2 separate regions of the Homo sapiens genome follow, and region 2 is linked to region 1. A link is a contact called in ENCODE POLR2A ChIA-PET data. All regions are on one chromosome and are shown on one strand. Each heading gives the region's core, a stretch centred on a gene start or an enhancer-like site at or near the end of the contact. The rest is flanking DNA. Distances are from core to core; before and after follow the strand shown. Region 1 holds the start of THAP7-AS1 (THAP7 antisense RNA 1). Region 2 holds the start of TEF (TEF transcription factor, PAR bZIP family member).

Region 1 (3,922 bases), core at 725-3,224:
CTGCCTGTGCCCGCTTCTCCCGTGCCCGCTCCTGCTGCAGCTTGGTCAGTCTCAACCGCAGCCGCTGCTCCCGCCGCTTGCAGGCCTGCAGCTGGCGCTGGGCCTTGTCAAGGGCATCAAGGGCTGCCTCGGCTCGCCGCTTCCAGAGTAAGGCGCTGCCCACCTGGTAGCTGTGTTCATTCTGGATGTAGGCTCCGGCGGGTGGGGGCAGGCGCAGCATATACGCTGAGGGGGAGACTGGCCGTGGTTCGAGAGGGGAGGGCTGCCGCTCTGGTGAAGGCTGGGCGCTGCAGCCTGCTTCATCTGCCTGGGCACCCAAGGGGCCCAGTAGGTCTGAAAAGGGGCTGCTAAGGCCAGGCTCCAGCCTCCCAGCTGGGGAGGCCGGCAAAGTGGCAGGTGCTGAGGCCTCTTCCACAGGAAAGCAGGTGACATCAGCAGGTGGAGGTGGAGAAAATGGAGTTGTGGGCCCTCGGCCCTCGGAGCAGCTGGTAAGGGGGAAGAGAGAGACTGATGGGCTAGGCTGAGGGCTTGCCAGACCCCCCTCCACCAGCCCACCTGATCCACCCTTAACACCCAAACCCGATCCACAGGTTCTGTGTAGCAAGAACCCTGTCCAGCGAGACTGCTGGCAGACACCCCTAGGGCCCAGTCCCTCAGCCTAGGGGTGGGAGTGGGGCATCCCCCACCCATATCACATACCGCTTCCTGCATCGTCTGAGCCGGCTGACTTCAGCGGGGCCAGGTGGGTAACTGTGTCCTTTGGTCTTGGTTGTCCGGCGCAACTTGGAGAAAGACTCAAATATGGTGGGGACTGCCCCCTCCTTTAGCCTGTGATATCCACTGCGGGGAAAAGCAACCCAGATGAGCTGGAGAGCAAGTGCTGCCTCCCCAGGCCAATCTGCCCCCAGCAGCAGCGCCGTGGGATGCTGGAAGGCATCGTGCAAACAATACGTCTGGGGAACGCCAAGTTACAGCTACACCAATCGCTTCCCCGCAGGACTCCTCACAGTCCAGGTGTGTGGAAAGCCTGCATAAGCCGAGCTGGGCTGACCAGCCAGAAAGAATTCTTTGATTTGTGGACTTGCTGGCAAGACTGGGGCTCTGAAAGATACTCTCTGGAAAGGCTCCTGTTTTCCCCTTGTGTCACAGGCACAGTGATCCTGGGGGTGGGTTTCACTGTGCAGAGCTGGGAACAGGAAACAGCCCCCTTGGACGCAGGCTGCTCAAGGGACTTCCATGACCTGCAGCTGTCCCAGTCCGCCGGGAGCCCCACATCCTACCCCAGCGTCGGCCGGCAGGGAGGCCCACCTGATTCCCACCAGCTCAAAGCAGTCCTCCTCAAAGTGTTTGGAGCAGAAGTAGATGTACTCGGATGCCGGGTCCCACAGGCCCTGGCCGCTGGGGTCCAGCCGCTGGCAGTTGGCCAGCCACAAGCCTCGCCTCGGGTTGTCCTTCTTGGGAAGTCTGTGGAGCCACAAACCCGTGAGCACCAGGCTGTCCACAGCCCTGGGCTCATGCTGCCCAAGCACCCCAGAGGGGAAACGCAGACCCAACACGCGCCGCCACGAGACCTCCCTGCGACCCCGCCGGGTAAGCACCACCGCCCGGGCACAGACGAGGCAACGGAGGCCTCGAGAAGAAAAGCAGTTTCCTCAGCGTCATCTGGCAGGTAACAGAGTGGGGCGGGTCCAAGCCGGCTAGACTTCCCGTCCTCCCCTTCCCGACTGCATTCAGTCCCGCCGGGACCGTTCCGCTTCACCTCCCACCCACAGGTTCAAGCCTCCTCAGTATCTGAGAAAGGCGCGAAGCCTCTACGCAGTTGCGACCCGAGGCGAGCAACAACTAGCGCATGCGCACGTGAGCCCGCGGCGCACGCGCGCTGACCTGTGGAAGGAGATGCCGCGGTTGCGCGTCTCGCGCGTGTCCCGTGTGCAGCAGCCGGCGGCGGAGCAGTGACGCGGCATCTGGGAAAGAGGCGGGAGTTAAGTCGCAAGCGGCTCTCCGGGCATCCGGAGGAGCCTCGCGCCTCCAGCCGCCGCTCCTCCCCAAGGGGCTCTGGCCTGTCGGGTCCCCCCCGGCCCGTTGTCGCCCCAACCCCGTCCCAGCCGATTCTCTTGACTTCTGTCAGCGGCACTCACGCTCTGGCCATTGCTGCGCCGCCGAAGTCTCGCGAGGGGTAGCGCGCGCCGGAAGTTGGTACCATAGAGACTGGAGAGCCGGAGGTGCCCCCGCCACCGGGGCGGGGCGGGGCGAGGTCCTAGCTAGCTGGGTTAGTAAGCGGCGCGAGCGTGCGAGTTTCTGACGCGCCCGCGTCGTCCCAGCTCCCTGGACTACCAGTATTGTCGCCCACGTGGGCTTCTCTTTCGTCCGCTCAGGCCTCACTTTTCTCCGTAAACACCCCGGCACGATGGAGCGGCCCCAGCGTTCGGGAGCGGCCCGGGAGCGGAAAGCGGCAGTGTCCTGGGAGCCTCGAAAGCCGCAGGGGCGGCAGCTCGCCTCGGAATGACCTCTGACGGAAGAAATAAAACGGGGCCTGGGACGCTTGCACGAAAGAACCCGACAAAAACCAGAGCCCGCACTCACTCTCGTACTGGGGAGGTGGACTTCAGGGAGGGTTATCTGGAGGAGGAATCTCTCAAAGTACAACACAGGAGAAAGACAGTATCGCAATACAGAAATTTTATTTTTTATTTTATTATTATTTTCCTGAGACCGGAGTCTCGCTCTGTCGCCCAGGCTGGAGTGCAGTGGCGCGATCTCGGCTCACTGCAAACTCCGCCTCCCGGGTTCACGCCATTCGGCTGCCTCACCCTCCACAGTAGCTGGGACTACAAGCGCCCGCCACCACGCCCGGCTAATTTGCAATACGGAAATTTTAATAGGTAATTAGCTCTCCTAGCGTTATGGTGGGGAATACAGAGGGATGGTTGCCTGCCGCACCCTCCCCTCACTATTCTTCGCCTTCTTCAGCCTCAGCTTCCACGGAATCCATGCCCACATCTTCATAATCCTCCAGAGCTGCCAGATCCTCGCGGGCCTCGGAGAATTCCCCCACTGCCATGCCCTCCCCCACGTACCAGTGCACTAAGGCGCACTTGGCCGAACTTATGGTCCAGGCAGGCCCAGGCCTCCGTGATGGCCGTGGTGTTGCTCAGCATGCACACCGCCCGCTGCACTTTGGCCAGGTCTCCCACAGGGACCACCGTGGGGGGCTGGTAGTTAATGCCCACCTGTCAGAGATGGGCAGCATAGAATGAAGTTTATATTGGCCTCAGAAATGGGAGCTCATTAAAAATCAGAGCTGTGGACCAGTTCCAACACTGTGTTTTAAGAATTGCTTCTATATTTTTTGGCATTATCTGTTATCTATCGACAATTAATATCCTTTGACGACTTTTTTTTTTCTTTTCTTCTCCTTCTTCCTCCTTCTCCTCCTTCTTTGTTGTTGTTGTTGAGACAGGGTCTAGCTCTGTTGCCCAGGCTGGAGTGCAGTGGTGCAATCTCGGCTCACTGCAACCTTTGTCTCCCAGGTTCAAGCAATTCTCCTACCTCAGCGTCCTGAGTAGCTGGGATTATGGGCATGTAAGATGGAGCCCGGAAGACGGAGATTTCAGTGAGCTGAGATTTCGCCACTGCACTCCAGCCTGGGCTACAGAGCGAGACTCTGTCTCAGAAAAAAAAAAAAATTATTACCCATATTACCCATACAGTAAAACACATGAAAAAGAATGAGAACCCTGTCTTGGGATATAAATACATCCAAGGTATATTGTATACTTTGTAAAAAGAAAAGTGAGTTGAAGTCTATGTATTTATGTGTAAAAAAATCCATGTAATAACATACACAGGCTAGAACCTTGGGCAGCTAGGGTAGCATCATGCCGGAGGAGGACAAACGCCTGCTGAGGTGGTGACCCTGCCT
Region 2 (3,922 bases), core at 1,053-3,552, about 20 Mb after region 1:
GGATCACCGGAGGTCAGGAGTTCGAGACCAGCCTGACCAACATGGAGAAACCCCGTCTCTACCAAAAATACAAAATTAACCCCGTCTCTACTAAAAATACAAAATTAGCCGGGCGTGGTGACGCATGCCTGTAATCCCAGCTATTCGGGAAGCTGAGGCAGGAGAATCGCTTGAACCTGGGAGGCGGAGGTTGCGGTGAGCCGAGATCGCGCCATTGCACTCCAGCCTGGGCAACAACAGCAAAACTCCGTCTCAAAAAAAAAAAAAAGAAAAAAAGAAAAGAAAAGAAAAGAAAATAAAAAGAAAAGGAGGCCTGAAAAGGTAAAGCAATCGAGGCATCAGATTCAGAAAATGACTGAGGTTCAATTACAGTGGCAGTGAGAGCTTGAATTTTGGAATCAGACCTATCATCCTGTCTCTACCACCACCCAAAGTCCTTCAAATCTCTTGCTTTCCAGGCCTGGTCAGCTACCCAACTTCTTTTTCCTCCTTACCCCGCCGCAAAATTATTTTTATTTATTTATTTTTTTGACATGGAGTCTCCCTCTGTCGCCCAGGCTTGACTGCAGTGGCGCGATCTCGGCTCCCTGAAACCTCCACCTCCCAGGTTCAAACCGATTCTCGTGCCTCAGCTTCCCCAGTACCTGGGATTACAGGCGCCAGCCACCATGCCCGTCTAATTATTTCTGTACTTACAGTAGTGTCGGAGTTTCGCCCTGTTGGCCAGGCTGGTCTCGAACTCCTGACCTCAGGTGATCCGCCACCTCTGCCTCCCAAAGTGCCGGGATTACAGGCGTGAGTCACCAAGCCCAGCCCCAGCAAAATTCTGATTGCATCAGCTTGATAACTTTTAGCTGGCTGTGGGTGTCTGGATCATGCATCTACCCCCTGAACCAAGGACTATCACTATACCACCCCCCCAACCCCTCCTGCTAGAAGGGCTGGGCCACTGTAGGGATGCTGGATAAACAAGCCAAGCTCTCTGCCTTCCGGGAGTTAAGCGGGGAGTCTAATGTTGCCTGGGTTTGCAGCGGAGTCTGATCTGTACTATAAAGAGGTACAAAGTTCTGAGCGCTGTTTAGGAGCAGCTTTCCATTTGTGTACCGCGCCACATATTACATTTTTACGGATTTCTGCGGAACTCCCGGGGAGGCTTTATATTTTAAGAGAGGAGGTGGTTCTCCCACAAAACGTGGCATCGGTACCTGGTGTCAAGGAGGTTTTTGTTTTCTAGGTAAAAGAAGGGAGAGTTCTAGAAAGGAAAAGAATTTCACATCTGTTTGGGACTGTGGAGATTCTCTAGCCCAACCTCTTAATTTTATGGCCGAGGAAACAAGCTCCAGTGAAGCAACCGGACTTTCCCAAGGTCATAAGCTAGTAAGTGGGAGGGCGGAAACATGTACTCGGGCCCTGGCTCAGGTCAGAGCTTCAGGAATGCTCCCTCCACGCTAGTGTTGATCTGGATGCGTGGGCAACCCGACACCCCGCTCTAGGGCGGCCAAGCCTGCTCAGGCCATCCCTACGACTTGGCAGGTCGCGGTCCCCGGCCCTGCCCTCAGGCGACCTCTGGGTCGCGTGGGAGCAGAAGTGCGGGCTAAGCTCAGCGTCCCTGCCCCGCGACCCTGGGCAGAGTCCCCAGAACAAAAAGACCCGTCCCTCCCTTCCCCTCCCGCCCCGCCACAGCCCCGCACGTGCGGCGCCTCGTGCACCGCCCCGGGCCCCGCCCCCGCCCTCCATTGGCTGTTCCCGCGCCTTCCTCCTCTGCCCCCTCCCCCCGCGACCAGACTCGGCTGCGGCTCCACGTGACCCGCGGGGGGTGGACACGCCGCGCGAGCAGGAGCTCGGATAGGTCGCTTTGGCCGGCCTGGCCGCTCCGAGCTCCGCCCCTCTTCGGTGGCGCGTCGGGAAGGTTGCAAGTCGGGGACAAGAGGGAGAGGCTGCGGTGGTTGGGGAGGGCGGGGGTTATGAAGAGGGCGGTGAAGGGGGAACACTGGTAGGAGGGAAGGGACCGCGCCGAGGAAGGCCCACCACAAAGACTCCAGCAGGCGCCAATCAGGGGACACAGGGGCGGCGGGGCGGGGCCTCCGCGAGGGTCCTCACCTGGCCCCGCACGTGTCTATCTTATCCCGGCTGCCCGACCAATCACGGCCCGAGGATCTGCGCCTGCCCCTCTCGCAGGCTGGACCAATCCAGAGCAACGATCCGGGGAAGCTGGCCTGGCCTCATGAATAATTAATGTGCCAGAGCCGGTCCGCAGGCGGGGTAGCGATGGAAGGAGGCGGGGGCGCCATTGGGCGCCTGCGCAGTAGCTGCCCGTGTCGGCAGCTGCAGCGGGTCGCACGGCTCCGGCCCATCTCGGGGGGCGGGCGGGGGAGGCGAGGTGCGCGAGCCGAGTCCGGGGCACGATGTCCGACGCGGGCGGCGGAAAGAAGCCGCCTGTGGACCCGCAGGCAGGACCCGGTCCGGGGCCGGGGCGCGCAGCTGGGGAAAGGGGCCTGTCGGGGTCCTTCCCCCTGGTCCTGAAGAAGCTGATGGAGAACCCCCCGCGCGAGGCGCGCCTCGGTGAGGGCGGGGGGGTGGTCCGCGCGGGCTGGGGGCGGGGCTTATACAGGGGCGGGGCCTCGTGAGGGCGGGGCCGGGGAGGCAGTGGGTCAGGGAGCAGTGGTCCAGCGGAGGGGGATGGGGCCTGGATGACCAGGAGCCTGGAGGACGAGGCCGGGGGGCTGAGGACAGAGGGTCAGGGGCGGGCTGAGACGGTGGGTCTGGCGGGAGAGGGTGGGGAGAGGTTTTGAGGAGGCGGAAGGGGATCGGGAGCAGTCACTTAAATGACGCTCCAGGGCCCCTCCCCCGGGGCCACCTGCATCGGAGTCACTCGGGATGCCTGTTTAAATTGCTGGTTCCTGCGCCCCACCCAATCTGCGGTCACTGGGACAGGGGTCTTGCATTTTAAGGAGCACCCCACCGCACCCCCATTATTTTCCAAGTACACCAAAGTTTAGGAAGCGCAGGCCTAGGGTAGCGAACTGTCATCGTACGTGGCCTTACCCCTCCCGGAGGGACCTGGCTTCCTCCCTGGGTGTGAGTAGCGCCAGCTACTAGGTCCAACGGGAGCCTTTCTGTTGCGGGGCTTCTGCTGAGCGGGTGGGGGGGGTGTGGGCGAGTAGTGTGAGGCGCCTTGGGAGGGGAGTTTTGGGCCAAGCAGAGAAACGATGAGGGTCAGATGAGTCCACTGAGGCCCTTCGCCTGGTTGGTTGGGGCTGACCCTTAGATTCTGGGGCCACGGCGGCAGGACTGAGCTTCATCTTTTTGCCTAGGCCAGGAACGTCACTGGGGCGTATACGGAAAGCAGGTCTGGCCTTGTTTTTCGCCCTGGGAGATGGGGTGCAGGGAGCAGCAGGAGGGCCGCCTGTGGTGGGGTTGTGGGTGCACTGAGGTATACTTTGAGTGTGAGACCTTTGCATTTCCAAGAGCCATCAGTTATTCAGGGTTTGGGAAAGGGATAGGCCTTCGAGAGTTGTCTGGCCTGGGGAATGGATTTTCCTTTTTAAAATGCCATTTCTCTTCCTTTCCTGGGTGTATGCTGAGGCTCCCATCCCTGTGGCTGTCACTGTTGAGTTATAAATAGCTTCAGCACATCAGGTGAGGCCAGCCTCTCTCCTCCTGCTTTGGGACCTCATGTGCACAAACCCTTTTGTTTGTTTTTGAGACGGTGCTTTGTTCCAAATCTGGGGCTGAGACAAGCTGCAGGGACAGGTGTACACATCTGACAGTTTCTTGTTTGAAATTACCAGGTAATAACCATCCATAACAAGAATTCTACCCGATATTCGTAGAGTGCTCGCAAAGCACGCTGACATCATCTTATTTCATTAACAGTCCTAGAGGGTATTCTCCCCTCTTCCCAGATGAGGAAAATTGAGGC

What was found. ChIA-PET counts read pairs that join two places held with the same protein, here RNA polymerase II (POLR2A).
Region 2: POLR2A ChIA-PET joins it to region 1 with 10 read pairs in T-cell. The contact joins the promoter of TEF here to the promoter of THAP7-AS1 in region 1. POLR2A ChIA-PET finds 5 or more read pairs at or near these places in 2 of 52 experiments (T-cell and activated naive CD8-positive, alpha-beta T cell).

The regions. Positions count from the first base shown.
Region 1 is chr22:20,999,948-21,003,869 of GRCh38, forward strand. THAP7-AS1 (THAP7 antisense RNA 1) reads left to right here and starts at 1,975. Exons shown (of 2, transcript NR_027051.1): 1 at 1,975-2,882. THAP7 (THAP domain containing 7) reads right to left here and starts at 2,171. Exons shown (of 4, transcript NM_030573.3): 1 at 1,885-2,171; 2 at 1,309-1,464; 3 at 700-840; 4 at 1-485. The coding sequence starts at 1,964. RefSeq lists an enhancer at 1,025-1,234 and silencers at 1,835-2,004, 2,025-2,134, 2,776-3,166.
Region 2 is chr22:41,379,640-41,383,561 of GRCh38, forward strand. It overlaps TEF (TEF transcription factor, PAR bZIP family member), which reads left to right and starts at 2,303. Exons shown (of 4, transcript NM_003216.4): 1 at 2,303-2,562. The coding sequence starts at 2,406. LOC105373042 (a long non-coding RNA gene) reads right to left here and starts at 2,272. Exons shown (of 3, transcript XR_938271.3): 1 at 2,101-2,272. RefSeq lists silencers at 1,522-2,121, 2,152-2,851 and enhancers at 1,986-2,280, 3,062-3,141.